2 separate regions of the Mus musculus genome follow, and region 2 is linked to region 1. Evidence: chromatin loops called from intact Hi-C (ENCODE). Cell type or tissue: gastrocnemius. All regions are shown on one strand. Each heading gives the region's core, and the rest is flanking DNA. Links, peaks and the distances in the headings are about the cores only.

Region 1 (7,993 bases), core at 1,486-6,485:
AGGAACCCTGTCTTGAAAAACCAAAAAAAGAAAGAAAGAAAGAAAGAAAGAAAGAAAGAAAGAAAGAAAGAAGGGAGGGGGAGGGAGGGAGGGAGGGGAGAGGGAGAAAGAAAGAAAGAAAGAAAGAAAGAAAGAAAGAAAGAAAGGAGGGAGGGGGAGGGAGGGAGGGAGGGGAGAGGGAGAAAGAAAGAAAGAAAGAAAGAAAGAAAGAAAGAAAGAAAGCAAACTGATTAATCCTTAGCCACACAAACACTAAGGAGGTCCCGACCTCTCACATAAGGACCAGTTCTCAAAAGGAGCAGTTCTGTGTGTTGATATTTGCTCTATTGCTGACCTGGCCCACAGGTCAGTCAACAGGGTCTGTAAGAGAGAGAGAGTGGGGATGGAGGGGCAAGTGACGAGAAGAATGGAGACAAGACAGGCTATCTGATCAAGTCTCAAGTCTCATTTATTGGAAGGCAACTATGGGTTTATAAGCACAAATTGAGGACTGTAGCTTAGCCACAAGTGCCTTGCAGCTGGGGGCACTAAGCCACAAGTCCAGGCTGTGTCTGAGAAGATCAGGTTGTTATCAGAGTGTGTTCAGCTGTGGTGTGAGCTGCTTGCAAAAACATCGTGCTAGGAAAACAAGCAGGGTGGAAAAGTACCCACCTGTAAGTAAATAGCCTGAGGTGGCTGCAGAGATGATAGCTGCTTTCTGCTAGGAATCAGCTCCCAACATTTTGCTATGTATTATAATGCTAAATTCTATAGCTGAAGGCCTATGCCTGGGAGTGACTTCTCCGGTTTACAAGCTGTTGTTGTGCAAACCTTGTTCCTTGGTTTAAAACTATTGGTTAAATAAAATTGGCTACTGCCAATTCCTGGAGGAACTAGAGGTGGGTGGTTTTGGGTGATGTGGTTGGAGGAGAGATTGGGAGAAGAGAAGAAGTGGCCAGGAGGGGAGAACCATGAGCACATGGCCAGGAGAAACAGCAAGTATCTGGGGCACACCACTGGGGAGCCAGCCAGGCCAGCAGTCAGAAGAGGAAACTAGTGATTACCCACCAGTAAGCAGTCAAAGCCAAATAAAATGGCCACAGTCTGAGTCTCATTTATTTGTAAGCTAGTTAGAATAAGCTTAAAGTGGTTCTTCTACACTGTCCCTCAGCAGCTGCTGTCACTTTCTGAAGGCTTACCACATTTTTTTTTTCAGTCACATTGGATATGGGAGTAGACCACTGGCACTTACATGGATAGAGCTCAGGGAGTCTGTTGAGTGTCCCACAGCACAGAGGATCACCCGTGACAAAAAAACCATCTGACCCAGGGGCCAGCAACGTGGAGACTGAGAGCCCGGCTCTAAATGGATCTCCTGCAGATGTTCTGAAAGTTTTATTTTACCCAGGGATATTTGTTTGAGACAGGGTCTCAGTATGTAGCCCAGGCTGGCTTTGAACTCACAGAGATTCCCCCTGTCTCTGCCTCCCAAGTTCTGGGGGCAATTTGGAGATAAATAAATATATATATTTATCTAAAAGTGTGTATGTGTTTAGAGGTATGTACTTATGTGTGCGGAGGTCCACAAAAGCCAGAGGCATTGGATTCCCCCCTGCAACTAGAGTTATAGGTGTTTGTGAGATACTTGAATTTCATTCTAGGTACCCAGGTCAGGTCTTCGGCAGCAAACCATTGAACCATATCCCCAGCGCCTTGCTCAGTTGACTGATCCTCTTGCCCGGAAGTCTGATCTGCTGGTGTTACAGGTGTGCACCACCGCACCTGGCTCAGAAGATTTTAAATGAGGGTTTGGACTGGCTTGGCACCGTTTACACAAATCTCCCGCAGACAAGCCTCAGAGATCTATCTATCAGACTGATGGCATGGATGGGCCATCAGTCAGATGCTCTGGGCAGAACTTCCCAGAGCAGCCTCTGCTGCATTCCACACAAATACTCTGGGGTGGCTGTGTTAGTTGAGATTTCACATGGTAACAGAATCAGTTGGGGGTGGGAGGGAGATGTGGTGAGCGAACCTGTAGGAACTGGCTCTCATTGATATTGAGGCTCTGGAGTTCCAAACTAGCATGTGCATCAAGTGTGGAGGCCAAGGGTCACCTCAGGTGTCATTCCACAGGAACGGTCAAGCTCCAGAAGCAAGCAGTTTCCCAACAGACCCTTCCCTTCCTTGTTTTTAAGACAATGCCTCAAACTTAGCCAAGGCTAATCTAGAACCCATAGCAGTCCTCCTTCCTCAGCTCCCGGATGCTGAGAACAGGCATCAGATACTGCACCTGACTATCTGGCTTTTCCCTCCCCCAGCCCACTAAAAAAATAAATAGACTCTCATGCTGCGCACTTGTCATTTCAGTTTGTTGCTTTTGCAAAGTACCAAGTTAGGTCGGCAACAGGACTCCCCAGTGCTGCTGATCCAACTAGGAACTTTGGAAGATAAATGATCTCATGGGTTGTCTTGTGTGTGTGTAGAACATGAAAGTAGAAAGGGAACTATGTGAAGGAAACAAGGATAAGGGAAGAGGGGAACAAAATATGGTAATAGGGTAGGAGAATGACAAATACTGGCTTTTTCGTCTCGTGTGGAATCCAGATGTGTGTTTGCTTTTACAAATAATTTTAAAATGTGTTATCATCACACTTAGTTATTTATTGAAGGCATGACACGCATCAGGAGGTCAGAGGACAACTTGCAAGAATTGTTTTTGTTGTTGTTGTTGTTCCTTCTACCGTGTGGGTCTCTAGGATCAAAGTCGGGTCCTCCAGCTTGGCAGCAAGCACCTTTACCGGCTTCAGTCTTCTCACCACTCACAAATAAATTTTAACAAGTTTTTAGAAATTGACAATTTGATAAAACTGTTATGTGTTGACTTCATTCTGTGTTCCATGAATATTTTTAAAAGCTGTCTACATATATATATTTATATTTCTAACTTAAGGACGTTCTCTTCCCTCGAGAATACTATTAACACATCTCCCTGTGTGCTATCAACATTGCCGGTCTGCCCCAGAGGACAGAATCTTCTCTCATTATAGCTGAAAAGCCTGAGGCTGCCCAGATTCTGGGCAGAAAACAAATTCCTAAAGAGCAGGTACTAACTCAATGGCAGTCTTTTCTCTCAGCTTTTATCACACCGTGCTCTGCTTTCGGTTTCCTTACCTCTCTAGCCAAACCTTCGCCGTGCTTTGAATACTCCCAAGGCATGCTCCTTGATAGTCAATTAACTTTACTCCAGGGCAGTGGGGCTGTTTTGTTTAACTCTACAGCATTAGATGTCACCTCCATAAACTCCTAAGTGTGTATTTCTGCTTTATAAATAGTTTGCCTTCGGATCCAACCAGGTTAAGGACAGTATGGATAGGAAAGGGGATAGGGGGTCTTGGAGGACCATGGGGCCCAGCCATGCTCCCTTTGTGAACGGCCGCGGCGAGCGCGGGATTCAGAGCTGTCAGAGCTCCGAGCAGAGGGAGGGATGCCACCCAGACCAGCCACAGCACCTCCCCCGCTGGTCACTAAACCTCGGGGACAGATCCCGAGCCGCTGAGAAACTAAGGAACTGTCCGACTCCCAAGAGCGTGTACTCAACGAAACCAGTGCGAGCTACCCGCTGAAGGGAAAGAGCAACCTCTTTTTTTTTAGTAGACCAATCAGAGACCAAGATGGCCTAGACTGACAGCCCGGACAACCAATGAGAAATAAAACTCGTTCTCCGCGTGCCTGGGCACAAGAACAGTTTATTAGGCACGACTCAAAAGGTCCGGGCCTCGGCTGTTTACGCTGATGGCTGCACAGCGCCAGGGGACATGACAGTAGCGAAATCAACTCCCAGCAAGCACGGCACGCGCCGCGGGCCGCCCCAACACATCCGGAGCGGCCCGCGGCGCGGGAGAGGACGTGCTGCGCGACGACGTCACGCGCTGCGCCGCGCCGCGCCCCGCCCCCGGGCACTTATAGCGTAGGCCGGCGCGCGCGCGCGCACCATTGTGTGGCTGACTCGGCCGCCGCTGCGGTGTGAGGCGCGTGTTCGGGCCTTCGCCGTCCCCGCACCCGCACCGCAGCCCTGCCCCGCGGCCCGCCGCCCCTCCGCCAGCCTCCCGGAGGACACCCGTGGGTCACGGCCATGCCGCGCGTCTACATAGGACGCCTGAGCTACAACGTCCGCGAGAAGGACATCCAGCGCTTTTTCAGCGGCTACGGCCGCCTCCTCGAGATCGACCTCAAAAATGGGTGAGTCGGGTCTGGGAGGCCGCGCCCCGCGGCGGAGAGAGGTCCCCCAAGGACCCGAGGCGGCCAAGGCCGCGGCGCCGCGTGGCAGGGCCTCTAAAATGGCGGCGGCGGCGGCGCCCCGAGCGCGCGCGCGCGGGGGAGGGCGCGGGAGCGCGCGGCGCCGGCTAACGACACGCCCGCCCGCCGGTGCGCGGCTCGCGCTCCGCCCCTCCGCAGGTACGGTTTCGTGGAGTTCGAGGACTCCCGGGATGCCGACGATGCCGTGTACGAGCTCAACAGCAAGGAGCTGTGCGGCGAGCGCGTGATCGTAGAGCACGCCCGGGGCCCGCGCCGCGACCGCGATGGCTACAGCTACGGAAGCCGCAGTGAGTCCTTACCCCCGCGCGCTCCGCGTCCTGGGTACCTGGGGGGGGCGGGGGTTGGGGGCGCAGGGCGGGTGCAGTCACTTGGGTGGGCAGGGTGGGACCTCCCCAGCCCGGGCAGGCGCGGAGGCCGGGGCTTGTCGGCCCTGGGTGTTCCCGGGGCCCCTCTACCTCCACGCATGCCCGGGTAGCCGTGGGACACCGGAGCGCGGGGAATGGGGTCGGGTGGCCGGTTGACTTAAGTTTGGAAGGAGTGGCTTCAGTTGGCCCTCTTTGGCACTGACTTGGGTTCTGCCATTGAAAGCGAGGGCTGGCTGTATTTGTAGTATGCCCCCTTGCTTATCTGTCAGTGCTTGTTAGCATTGAGGAAGTTTCTAGGAAGGCTGGGGTGGAGGTGGGGCAGGGGGCGGGGAAAGGGGAGGAGCTTGAAGTCTAAGTCTTAGGAGCTGGGAGGCTTGATTGGGGGGGGGCAAAGAAAATGCCATTTTAAACTAAGTAATGTGGCATAGTACCACAAAGTAAATCTAAATAAGCTTTATGCTGTATTTGAAATAGTTGGGGCATGTTACTGGGAGGGGGTTGGGGGGATTTTGGTTATGTGAAATGTTTAATGTTGAAATTGTTGCATGTTGAATTCCAACTTTTTAACAAGTCCTTGATGTTTCAATTTGAAAGTGACCAATGGGGCTGAGGCTGTGTCCACTGAGGCTAAGATGACTGCCTTTCCTGATTGGCCTTGGCTTTTCCATACATTGTGTGACCCTTGCCCTATGACCCTTTGGCTGACCTTACCGGAAGCCATGACGACAGCAGCCTTTTGCCATTAGACGCAGGGTGATGGTGAGGATTCCAAGGGTTAGACAAAACTGGTTAATCTGAACTAGGTGACTGTTACCTTGCGTGTTTTGTGGCCAAACCACCACCAAAAACCTCACACTGTGATGTAAGTACTTAGTGTAACTAGTAAACATTTTTGTAAAATGTAGAAATGCATGTAATCAGTTAAGTTTTATATTTTACAATGTTCTGTAAAATAAAACTTAGCGAGGTAAATTGAATAAAGGAGCAGTCACTCTCTAACAGATTGTAGGAGAGGTTTAGTTGGATTTAGTCTATTTGACTTGCCCTTAATTTAATTTGTGGCAAATCACAAATGTATCGAGGGTTTAGCAGTATAATAGCAAAGTCCTACTCCAGTAATAAACGTTGCTATGTTTGTACTAACTTTCAAAAACATGCATGCCTGTCATTGCAACGCATCTAATTACTCCCTTCATGTGATAAAGGTGGTGGAGGTGGATACAGCAGTCGGAGAACTTCTGGCAGAGACAAATATGGACCACCTGTTCGTACAGAGTACAGGCTTATTGTAGAAAATCTGTCTAGTCGTTGCAGTTGGCAAGACTTAAAGGTATGTACCTGGGGTTTTAAAGACAGAGCAGTTACTTTCCTTAAGAGTTGGCTACGTGGTCTTGCTTTAGATTTCTGGAGCTTATCAGTCTTAACTGTTTTAGGATTTCATGCGGCAAGCAGGAGAAGTGACTTATGCAGATGCTCACAAAGAACGAACAAATGAGGGTGTGATTGAATTTAGATCCTACTCCGACATGAAGCGTGCTTTGGATAAACTGGATGGTACAGAAATAAATGGCAGAAATATTAGGCTTATTGAAGATAAGCCAAGAACAAGCCATAGGCGCTCCTACTCTGGCAGTAGATCCAGGTAACGAGGGCTGGGGGGAGGCTTGTCATTTCCAGTTGTTGCCTAGTTGTATTTACGGTGTTTCTTGGTTGTAGTAAGCAGATATTCTAGCCACAGATGGGTAGTTAAAACATATTCCTTTTTTTTTTTTAAGATTTATTTATATATTTATTTATTATATGTGAGTGCACTGTAGCTGTCTTCAGACACTCCAGAAGAGGGCATCAGATTTTGTAACAGATGGTTGTGAGCCACCATGTGGTTGCTGGGATTTGAACTCAGGACCTTCAGAAGAGCAGTCGGTGCTCTTAACCTCTGAGCCATCTCACCAGCCCCCTAAAACATATTCTTGAAAAGATTAAAACATCACTGTCTCTTGTGTGTAGATCACGGTCTAGAAGAAGGTCTCGGAGTAGGAGTCGCAGAAGCAGCCGCAGTAGATCTCGAAGTATCTCAAAAAGTCGCTCCCGGTAAATAATGTGGTATTGGGTCTCTTAATTTTTTACCACTTGATGGAGTATAGGTGTTTTCTGACAAGATACTGAAAGAAATCTGGCTTTTCTTGTACAGATCTAGGTCTCGGAGCAAAGGTCGATCCCGATCCCGCTCAAAAGGCAGGAAATCCAGATCAAAGAGCAAATCGAAGCCCAAGTCTGACCGGGGCTCCCATTCCCACTCAAGAAGCAGGTCTAAGGATAAGTATGGGAAGTCACGTAGTAGGTCACGGTCTCGGTCCCCCAAAGAGAACGGCAAAGGAGACATAAAGTCAAAGTCCAGATCCCGGAGCCAGTCTCGGTCCCACTCGCCTCTACCTGCTCCACCCTCAAAGGCTCGGTCCATGTCCCCTCCGCCAAAAAGAGCTTCAAGGTCCCGTTCTAGATCTCGTTCAAGGTCCAGATCAAGTTCCAGAGATTAACCCTGACCTCGACGTTCTTTGCACACTATAACAGAACACTTTCCTACTTGCTTAGGCAGTTACTCTTCCGAGTTTATACTCGCCTCTTCTTTAAGAGGATTTCCTGAAAAGGGAACACCGGAATTTGATTTGTGGCCAAATTTACTGAGAAAAAGATGAGGTTCTAAAATGGTGGTATGAAGCCCTCTCCCTTCTTTGTAGAATTAAGATAATTTTGATTTTGTAGCCTTTGAGCTAAAATAACTTTTGTAAAGATTAAGCTCATTTAGATTTTTTTTAAAGTATTGCAGCAGGATCTGCTGCAGGGTTCTGTTGTTTTGTTTTGCTTATTTTTAAATTAACTGTTCAGGCTTTGGATACTGCAGGCTTTAGAGGGAGAACCCAAATTTTCAATTATGTTGGCTTTTTATAAAGCTTGAGTTATGTAAGATTTAAATAAAAGTTTGCTACCAAGATGATTGCCTTATTGAATAGGTCACTACTAAGGCCCTTAAGTGTTGATACCTGCCATGTGTGGAGACAGTGTAAATTCTACATGAGTGTGAAACAAGGCAAGTCTCAGACCAGCAATAAATTATTCAGTTTGGCTAACCTTATTTTGTGCTGTTAATCTACCAAAGTGTTTTGTCTACCCCTTTAATAAGTTGAGTTAAAAGTAAAAGGAACTTTATAGTTAGTGCCACAAGATAAATAAAAGAAACTAAAGGATTACAATTTGAACTTTTCAAGAAGTAGGTCCTAGTACTTGGGATCTTGTTAGATCTGTGCTCTGGAGGTGGTCTGCGTGATTAG
Region 2 (7,993 bases), core at 1,234-6,233, 1.8 Mb before region 1:
TAAAGAGCACTGAGGGCACACAAACTCTACCACAAGCTATAGAAACCAACAAACAAGAGGTACTGCAAAGCATTTGTCTCTGGATTTTATCCAAACCATTTAGTTCAGGATGGGAACAGCAATGGACATTTTAAAATAACTCTATTTTACTACCTTCAGGACTTTTATGGAAGTAGCAGAATTTCTCATGAGAGTATCAACGCCTCCACAACACAAACAAAAGAAAAGAACATTCTGGCAGGGGAAGTGACTCCATTCTCCCTCTGCATGCCATGACTGCTGTGCACTAGACTCTTCTGAACTCCGAAGTGCACCTCGGGCGGGGAAGGCGGGCAAGCCGTGCCCTCGCTGTATGTCCCCCTTTCGGTGATAGATTCTTGAAATGGAAAAGCAAGCCTGATGCAGACTTAGAAAGGCATGGTTGTTGACCTCGCACCATACGACTAAAACAAGACGGTACACTCAAGCTTCTGAAGTCATCTTTGGATCCAAAGGAATTACTTTGGATCTGGGTTCAAATTCTACCCAGAGTTGGTGGCCTTGAACATGATACTTCATCCCAGTGAGCTGCTGCCCAGCTTCATGAAATGGTTAGAAAGCAAAGGCATTTACACCCATGGCCCCTGTCCTTAGCTGAGTGCTAGATGCACACCGGGTATCTCTCCAATCAGTGCTGGTTCTCTGCTGCTTGTCTCAAGTGTCTCACATTCCACTGCAAATAAAATATTCCTTAAGGAACAGACACCAAACCCTAACTATTACTTTATGTATTTTGGAGTCCGCAGTATAATAATCTGGTATAGGAAAATGCAGGCAACCCCAGGAAATCCACTGTAGCTTTTTACTCAAACTAAATCACAGCTTTTATGAGGGATGGAAGTAGAAGAAACATAAGTATTTATTAAGAACCAAACTATTGCAGGCTTTGCAATAAGCAGTACAACCACTGGGGAAAAGGGACTAAAGAAAGCAGTTTCTTCATTGGATGTGGATACCATCTCTGTCCTGTAGCAAAGGTATTTCTGCAGGGAGAGACTGAATCCAATAACCTATTCAAAGGGCACATGTAGACCCACTGGTCTTTCCCAACAGACTTCCCACATAAGTTGGAGGGCACATGCAATGACAGGACAGGACCCCGCTCCATGGTTTTAACACAAGAGAAAATGATCACAAACTCGGTTGGGATTAAGCCATGCTTCCAGAAAACCAAAAATATTTTTTAAATTTAAACCAAAGAATCTTCAAAATATAGTGGTCTCAGGACATACTGTTTCTGATTAACCTTCTGCGATATTCAGCTGGAAAAAAAAAATCACAAATTTAATGTGGTTCCTAAAGAGATACAGCCCTGCTAAATATTCTTTGCTATTTGAGACAGTTACAAGGAAAGTATACTGATAAATACAAAGAAATCTCCTGCAGATCTTCCTGAAATGGAAGGCCTAACTCTGGTTCTCTCACTCCACTTCTAACTGGTTTTTCAACTTCTAGCCTGAAGTCATATACTGAGAAGAGTCAGGGGCCTCCTATTACACCACTATAAAAATAATTATAAAGATACTTGAAAGTTGTGGTAGAAAGGGGGGAAAAGAAAAGAAAACAAAAAATAAAGATCGTGACTCCAGAGAAACTGCAACATCGGAGACCACAAAACCAATGTCATTTCACCAAGACAGACTACATACACACACAAAAAAAAAACCACTTCAAACTACTTACTATAAGCAGAGATTCCCAAACAACAGAGTGAGGGTAGGGATATGTACAGGTTAGCTTTTTGTGTGTGCTTGGGTAAGTGCGCCTGTGCACATGGAGGCCAAATGTCAAATGTTTCTTCCTCAATCTTACTACCACATTTTTTGAGACAAGGTCTCTCACTCTAGAGTTTGCCAATTCAGCTAGGTTGGCTGGCTGGCCCACAAGCCCCAGAGATGACAGGAGTTAGCCATAATGCCTGATTTTTTAATGTGGATGCTAGAGATACAAACTTGAGTCTTAATGCTAACATGGCAAACACTTTACCACACAGGCCATCTTCCTAGTCTTTGGGTTAGTTTAAATACAAAACATTAATAATCCATCTATGAAATCTTGGGACAGAAGGAACTCCAAATTAAGTCACACCGCTTCACATTTTCCCAGGCCCTTGGTTAAAGGGATGGATACACCCCTTATGTGAAACCACCTGCTCTGGTTGGCATAAACCAGGCTACATGACAACTCATGCCTAATCATTTTATCATACACACATCTCAAATCCTTCTGTTGCCAGAGAACCACAAAGTTCACAAAAAACTCTCTCAGAGGCTGCCAACCTGATCTTCCAACTTGGCTTCCAACTAAACTACTGTGCTACCCACAGTGAATGAGACAGACCCGCTCACTCCCTTACAATAAGTCAAGCACTCAGAGCTCTGAAAGAAAGCATGGTGTCTGTCCAGACTTTTCCAAAAGCACCATAAGCAGATCCCCATGGAGTATGCCAATATGAGGGCCTACTGGCATGGTATTCTTATATACCATTTGGGAAATAATCAAATCCTAGGCAAAATATTTCAGACACTCTTGAAAACTGTCAATATTTAAAATATCTATTTTCTCTGTTCATGGATCTGTTACAGCAGAAATGAACAGTTTCTTGAGGGGTGGCAAAAAAGGCACAAACAAGCCCCGGAGAAAGATGCTCAGAGATGCCAGAGACTCTCTAGAAACCTTGGCCAGATTACTAATGGTCTATAAAGCCTAATTTGGAGAACACGGGCCTACGAGCTCAAAATTGAATTATACTGCCTTATTAGATCCCACACTCGTGAAACCACAGTCATATTAGTCATAACTGAAACTAGGAATACTCTATGTACACAAATATAAAGTGCATGCTTATGCATTTTTAATTGGATCAAATAAAACTGAAGCTGCAAACAAACTCACATTTCAATTATCTCACTAGTGCGGGGATTTCCTAATAACCTCGTTTTAAAACCCAAGGAGCTGCCAACCCCTCTCCACATCTGACAGGCATGGTCCCTGGAAATTTTAGGAAGGACATTCCTCCGTTACTTCTCAACAGAGAAGAGAAATAAATACCCTGAAGGAAACAGATTTTTTTCTTTTTTTTTTTTTCATATTCCCTCTCTCTAATTTCTTTGCAAGCTCTAACATGCAATCTAATAACGCACCAAACTTGGCAGCGGGGTAGCTTGGTGGCTTGGAGTCTTGAGGGCTCAAATTTTCGGGGGCGAGTGCGCGTTAGTGCGTGAGGAGCCGGCCGGAGGGGCGCGCGACCCGGGGACGCGCCGGGGCCCCCGCCCCCTCCCGGAGCAGCAGCCTGGCACCGGCCCACCCTCCTCCACCCCTGCAAACAGACGCAGGACGCGGAGCGGAGCAACTTCTCCGCGGGGGCGGTAGCGGCTGGCGGGCGCGGGGGTGGCCCTCACGCGCCGTGGGCCGCCGGGGTCCCCTGGGAAGCCTTGGCAGGCCCCGCCCCGCCGCAAAGGCCCGCGCTTGGGGTCTGAAGCAGGACCCCAAGCCTGGGCGCGTGGCCCCGCAGTGGCGCTCTCCCAAGGACGGAGGGCGGGCGGCCAGAGCGCGCGGCAGCCGGGAGGGGCGGACGCCAAACCCCTCGCCTCAGGCCTCGGGGCCCTCGGCCTGGCCGAACGCCCGCGGCCGCGCTCGGACCCCTGCCCGGCCGGGCCTCGCGCCGCCGCGGCCCCTCAGCCCCGCTCCATTCATAGGGCAGCCCCATCCCGGCCAGCGGGGCGGAGACAGGGTCCCCGCGGGCAAGCCCAGCTTGTCGGGGCCAGGCAGGAAAATAAAAAGTTAAGAGAAGAACTTACCTAAAATGGCTCCTGCAGCAGCCAAAATACAAACAGCTATTATTTGGTGAAGTTTAGCTCAGACACCCTGCAAGGACACCCTAACCCAGCTTGGGCCCGCCTTCCCTGCCGCGCTATTGGGTTTCGCCTGCCCAAAACACAGGTTCATTGGTCGTGTGGGCTGCCGATCAGACAGAAGCCCGTTTCAAGCTTGCTTGCAGGAGCGAGTGATGGGCTTGCTCCATTGTGCTCGTATTTGCATGGATGTGATCGCAGCGGTGATTGGTCGATGTCGGAGCCGCTCCGCCTCCCAGCCTAGATCTCCCCGCCTTGCAGACAGCGCAGCTCCCGGCCCGCCCCCCCGGAATGAAGCGGCCGGGCCGCGGGGGCGGGGCGGGGCTGGGGTCCCGCAGGCGGAGGGGGCGGGGCGGGGTGCTGCGCTCTGTTTTGCAAGCAGGGGGCGAGGACCTGGGCGCTGGCCCGCGGCTGGGGCTCAACCTGCAGGTGGAGGTCTCGCAGGTAGTGGGCAAGCAAGCTGGAAAACCCGGGATTGGCTCTCCGGAGGTGGGAGAAGATGTACTGGGGTCCCACGACGTGAGCGCCCCGCCGGCGCCCAGATCCTGCAACGCGCACTCGAGGAGAGGTGAAGGTCCCAACGGACAGGAAAAAGAAGATGCTGAGAGGCCGAGGGAAGCGAGGAGCCGGGTCGTCAGTCTCCAGCTGCTTATACTGCAGATCCGCCTGGCTCCCTAGCATACTAGGAACGTCTTCCCAGGGCCCTGCACACCCCGGGAGTTTTCCAGCCCTGAGGATCCTGCAGCGCATTGGATATGCTTCAGTAACATCAGGAGTGGAACCATGGTGTGTTTATTTTCGGGCCTATCTCCACTACCATCCTTGTAGCATCCTCAAGGACAGGGCCTAGCATATGACAGAGATTCAACCAATTGTTGTCTTCCGTAATTCGTTTTTTAGCAGCTAATTTTTAAGTGCCCACTAAATACCTGACATTGATCTGAGACGGAGGATGTAGCGGTCAATAGGACAAAGCCCTTGCACTCACCGAACAGGCAAAGGAAAAGCAATAAATAAAATAAATAAATGAACACAGAGGCAGGTAGTGATAAATGCCATAAAGAAAACAGATGGCGGGAGGAAGGACATCAGACCAGAGATGGGGGAGGAACAATTAGGGCAAGGAGGAATTTAGAGCCTATCCTGCCTAGCTAAATATTCCTCATAGCATCCTCCCTACTCTGGGACCTGGTGATCACTTTTCCTCTTCACTCCTGCCTGTCCCATCTGGAGTGTTTCCCCAGTGAATACTTAAATAAAAGAAGAAGAAAAAAAAGTCCAAAACTGGCTGGACTCTGACTTTAAAAGCTCACTTTATCTTAATTAAAGCAGGAATGATCTGAGTCTGATGACTCCAAGAGCAGTTTGTCAGAATTGTTTAGGATGAGGGTGGTATGAGTGTGTCAAGGGTAATCACAATGTTAACAGAGCCTTCCTGTACTCCCTAAGAGAATATGTTTAGCTTCTTAGAAGTCCTGGTTGTCTTATGTCTTTCAGCCAATGGCCCTAATTCTCTTCTGGGTCCTGCTTCTTGTACTAGCTAGTTTTATGCCAACTTGACACAAACTAGAGTCATCAGAGGAGGGAGCCTTGATCAGACTATAGGTAAGCCAGTAGGGCATATTTTTAAATGATTCATGGGGGAGGGCCCAGCCCATTGTGGGCAGTGCCACTCCTAGGCTGGTGGTCCTGGGATCTATAAGAAAACAAGCTGACCAAGTCATAAGGAGCAAGCTAGTAAGCAGCACCCGTCCATGGCCTCTCTATCAGCCCCTGCCTTCTGATTCCTACCCCTTGTGAGTTCCTGCCCTCTCTGCTTTTGGTGAGAAGTGTTACATGGGGCTGTGAGAAACAAAACCCTTTCCTCCTCAAGTTGCTTTTGATCATGGTGTTTCATCACAGTAACAGTAATCCTAGCTAAGGCACTTCTTCATTTCTTGGACTACCCCAGTAATTTGTCTAGTTTGAAAGTGCACATCACATAGCTGTCTCACCTGCCACCTTTTTCCATTTGTTTCAAGGATGGCCACAATGTGTCACAGCCCAAACTTTCTCCTCTTTCCATCTTTCCTTAGCTATTAAGTATCAGCTATGTCTGTAGGTATTGTTTTTATAGATACAAAGATAGAGTATTAAGGCAGACAGCATCCTGGTTCAAAGGGAGGCTTGCAGTCTGGAGACAAGACAGAGAGAAGTACATCCCAAGAATCGCCAATCCTGCCAAGCTGGTAGCTAACTGTCCTTGCTCTGGCCTCTTAAGAGATAGCTTACTTACCTTCCTATCCAGTTTCTGCAACAACTAATGGACCAGAAAGCTGGTAGTCAGACCCAGTCAGCCCAAATACCAGGATCAAGGGTTCTAGAGCTTTCAACAGTACTCAAGGGGGCTGACATCTATGAATTTATTCTGTCCGGGATGAGGCTGAGGAAATAAAAATTGGGCAGAGGAAGAAGCACCATTAAGCAGAGGCATAGAGACTAGAGAGATTGTTGGGGAAGGGCAGGAGCTGGACAGAACGGAAAGGTAGACTTGCCTTGCCTTGCCATTCTCAGAGGCAAGTCAATAGCATAAGACACAAAGACACAATGTGGGGTGGTCAGACAGGGAATCAATAGGAGTCCAGGATGGCTTCACAACCAAATAGAATAGAATGTGTGGGAGCAAAGGAAGTGCCTGAGGCTACATTCAGAAGACAAGATACTGCAGGCCCAGCCATGAAAGAATAGGTCTGCAGAATTGAGAAGCCGACTCTTCAGCACTTTGAAAGCAGCTAGGGCCCTACAGGGCAGCACTCTGGGAAGAGGCAGCAGCTAAGCTGCATTTTGCTGAGTTCTGCCCAGAAGCAGAGGTTGGTTTTGTGCTACAGGAATGAGGTGTGAGTGTAAGGTAGGGATGAAAAGCAAATTCAGAATGACTTTTAGTTTGGCCTGCTCTAAGTGTGGTGGATAGTTTCTGCTCTGAGATTATTCTCTAAGAAGCCATGTAACATGAGTCTCGGCATTGCCTGTGTCGTAGGGAAAGAAAGGAAGTTGACTCACCAGCTCTTCTTTCATTGGGCAGGGATTCACATCAGTTAGTCATGGCTACATCCCAAGCAAGCTTCTGTGGTGTTCCCAAACGCGGTGTCAACAGGGACCCTGGAAGGAGGGCCATGAGCCAAAGCGCTATCAGGGGCCACATGTGTGAAGTCAGATGGCCCACACCCAGAGCCACTTGCCACTGCAGCTGCAAGAAGAGTCAGTTGATACCATGAGGCTATGAAGGCCTAATACAAAGGTGAGAAAAGAAATATAAGAATGCCTGTACCATATAGTAATACATCCATACCCATGGTGTCCCAGGAGAGAAAAAAAATGTTACAACTCAAAACAGTAGCCTCAGAAAGACTTCCTGCACTTCCAGAACTTTCTGATGATAACTCTATAAGGAGGAGGTGGAAGATATTTGGCTGTGTTCTCCTGCCTCCATTCTGTTTCCTCCATTAGAACATGAGCTTCTTCATTGTTCTTGTCTCAAAATCTATGGAAGAGATAAAGAGGCTTTTTTTCACCAGGCCATTTCATTTTACCCTGAAAACTTACAGCAAAATTACTCCGAGTAGGCCCATCCAACTGACCTCTTGAAAAAATGAATCTTGGTAGAAATAAGATTTGTGTCACTTGTGGGCATCCCCTAAACACTCCTGTTGGTCCCCCAAGCTCACTTCCTTCCTTCATCTGCTGGTCCTAAGCATAATTATCCAGAAGAGAATTGGGAAATGGCAATAGCATGGGCCCAGGTTTCCGACTGACTGCAAAGAGCAGAACCCCTGTGCACCTGCACTGGACAATGCTGTGTACAAGAAATAAGTTCACACTGTCAAGCGACTGACGTATGCAGGCTGATGGTTGCATCCAGTCGCATACCCTGACCAACACAGGACTTGTCTGATGTCATTGAATTCTTGGTCCTTCCAGGACAGAGATTGTTTGTCACTCAAGCACAGGTGCGGTGTCTTACAGATAGAAGGCATAGCTCCAAGTATGAATGAGTGTGTTGAGCTGATGTCTGAGTCTGGTCTGAAAGGCTCGGTGATCATATCGGAGGCAAGATAACAGGC

The links. Peaks named below come from ENCODE experiments on the same cell type or tissue, not always from the same donor. Only the 100,000 strongest peaks of a DNase experiment are listed, where the experiment ranks them.
Region 2: a loop joins it to region 1, with 6 times the contacts of the local background. A loop is called at or near these places in 1 of 42 quality-filtered maps.

The regions. Positions count from the first base shown.
Region 1 is chr2:162,927,557-162,935,549 of GRCm38, forward strand. Srsf6 (serine and arginine-rich splicing factor 6) reads left to right here and starts at 3,952. Exons shown (of 6, transcript NM_026499.4): 1 at 3,952-4,221; 2 at 4,438-4,586; 3 at 5,870-5,994; 4 at 6,098-6,306; 5 at 6,672-6,755; 6 at 6,856-7,993. The coding sequence starts at 4,115. The coding sequence ends at 7,201. In gastrocnemius, for the core only: no CTCF peak of the experiment used is centred there; DNase peaks (open chromatin) are centred at 3,702, 3,912, 4,339, 4,475 and 1 more place; H3K4me3 peaks cover 3,002 bases; H3K27ac peaks cover 2,020 bases.
Region 2 is chr2:161,105,150-161,113,142 of GRCm38, forward strand. It overlaps Chd6 (chromodomain helicase DNA binding protein 6), which reads right to left and starts at 3,937. Exons shown (of 37, transcript NM_173368.3): 1 at 3,840-3,937. In gastrocnemius, for the core only: a CTCF peak has its summit at 4,312 (motif pointing right); DNase peaks (open chromatin) are centred at 2,309, 2,679, 3,503, 3,566 and 2 more places; H3K4me3 peaks cover 2,648 bases; H3K27ac peaks cover 2,096 bases.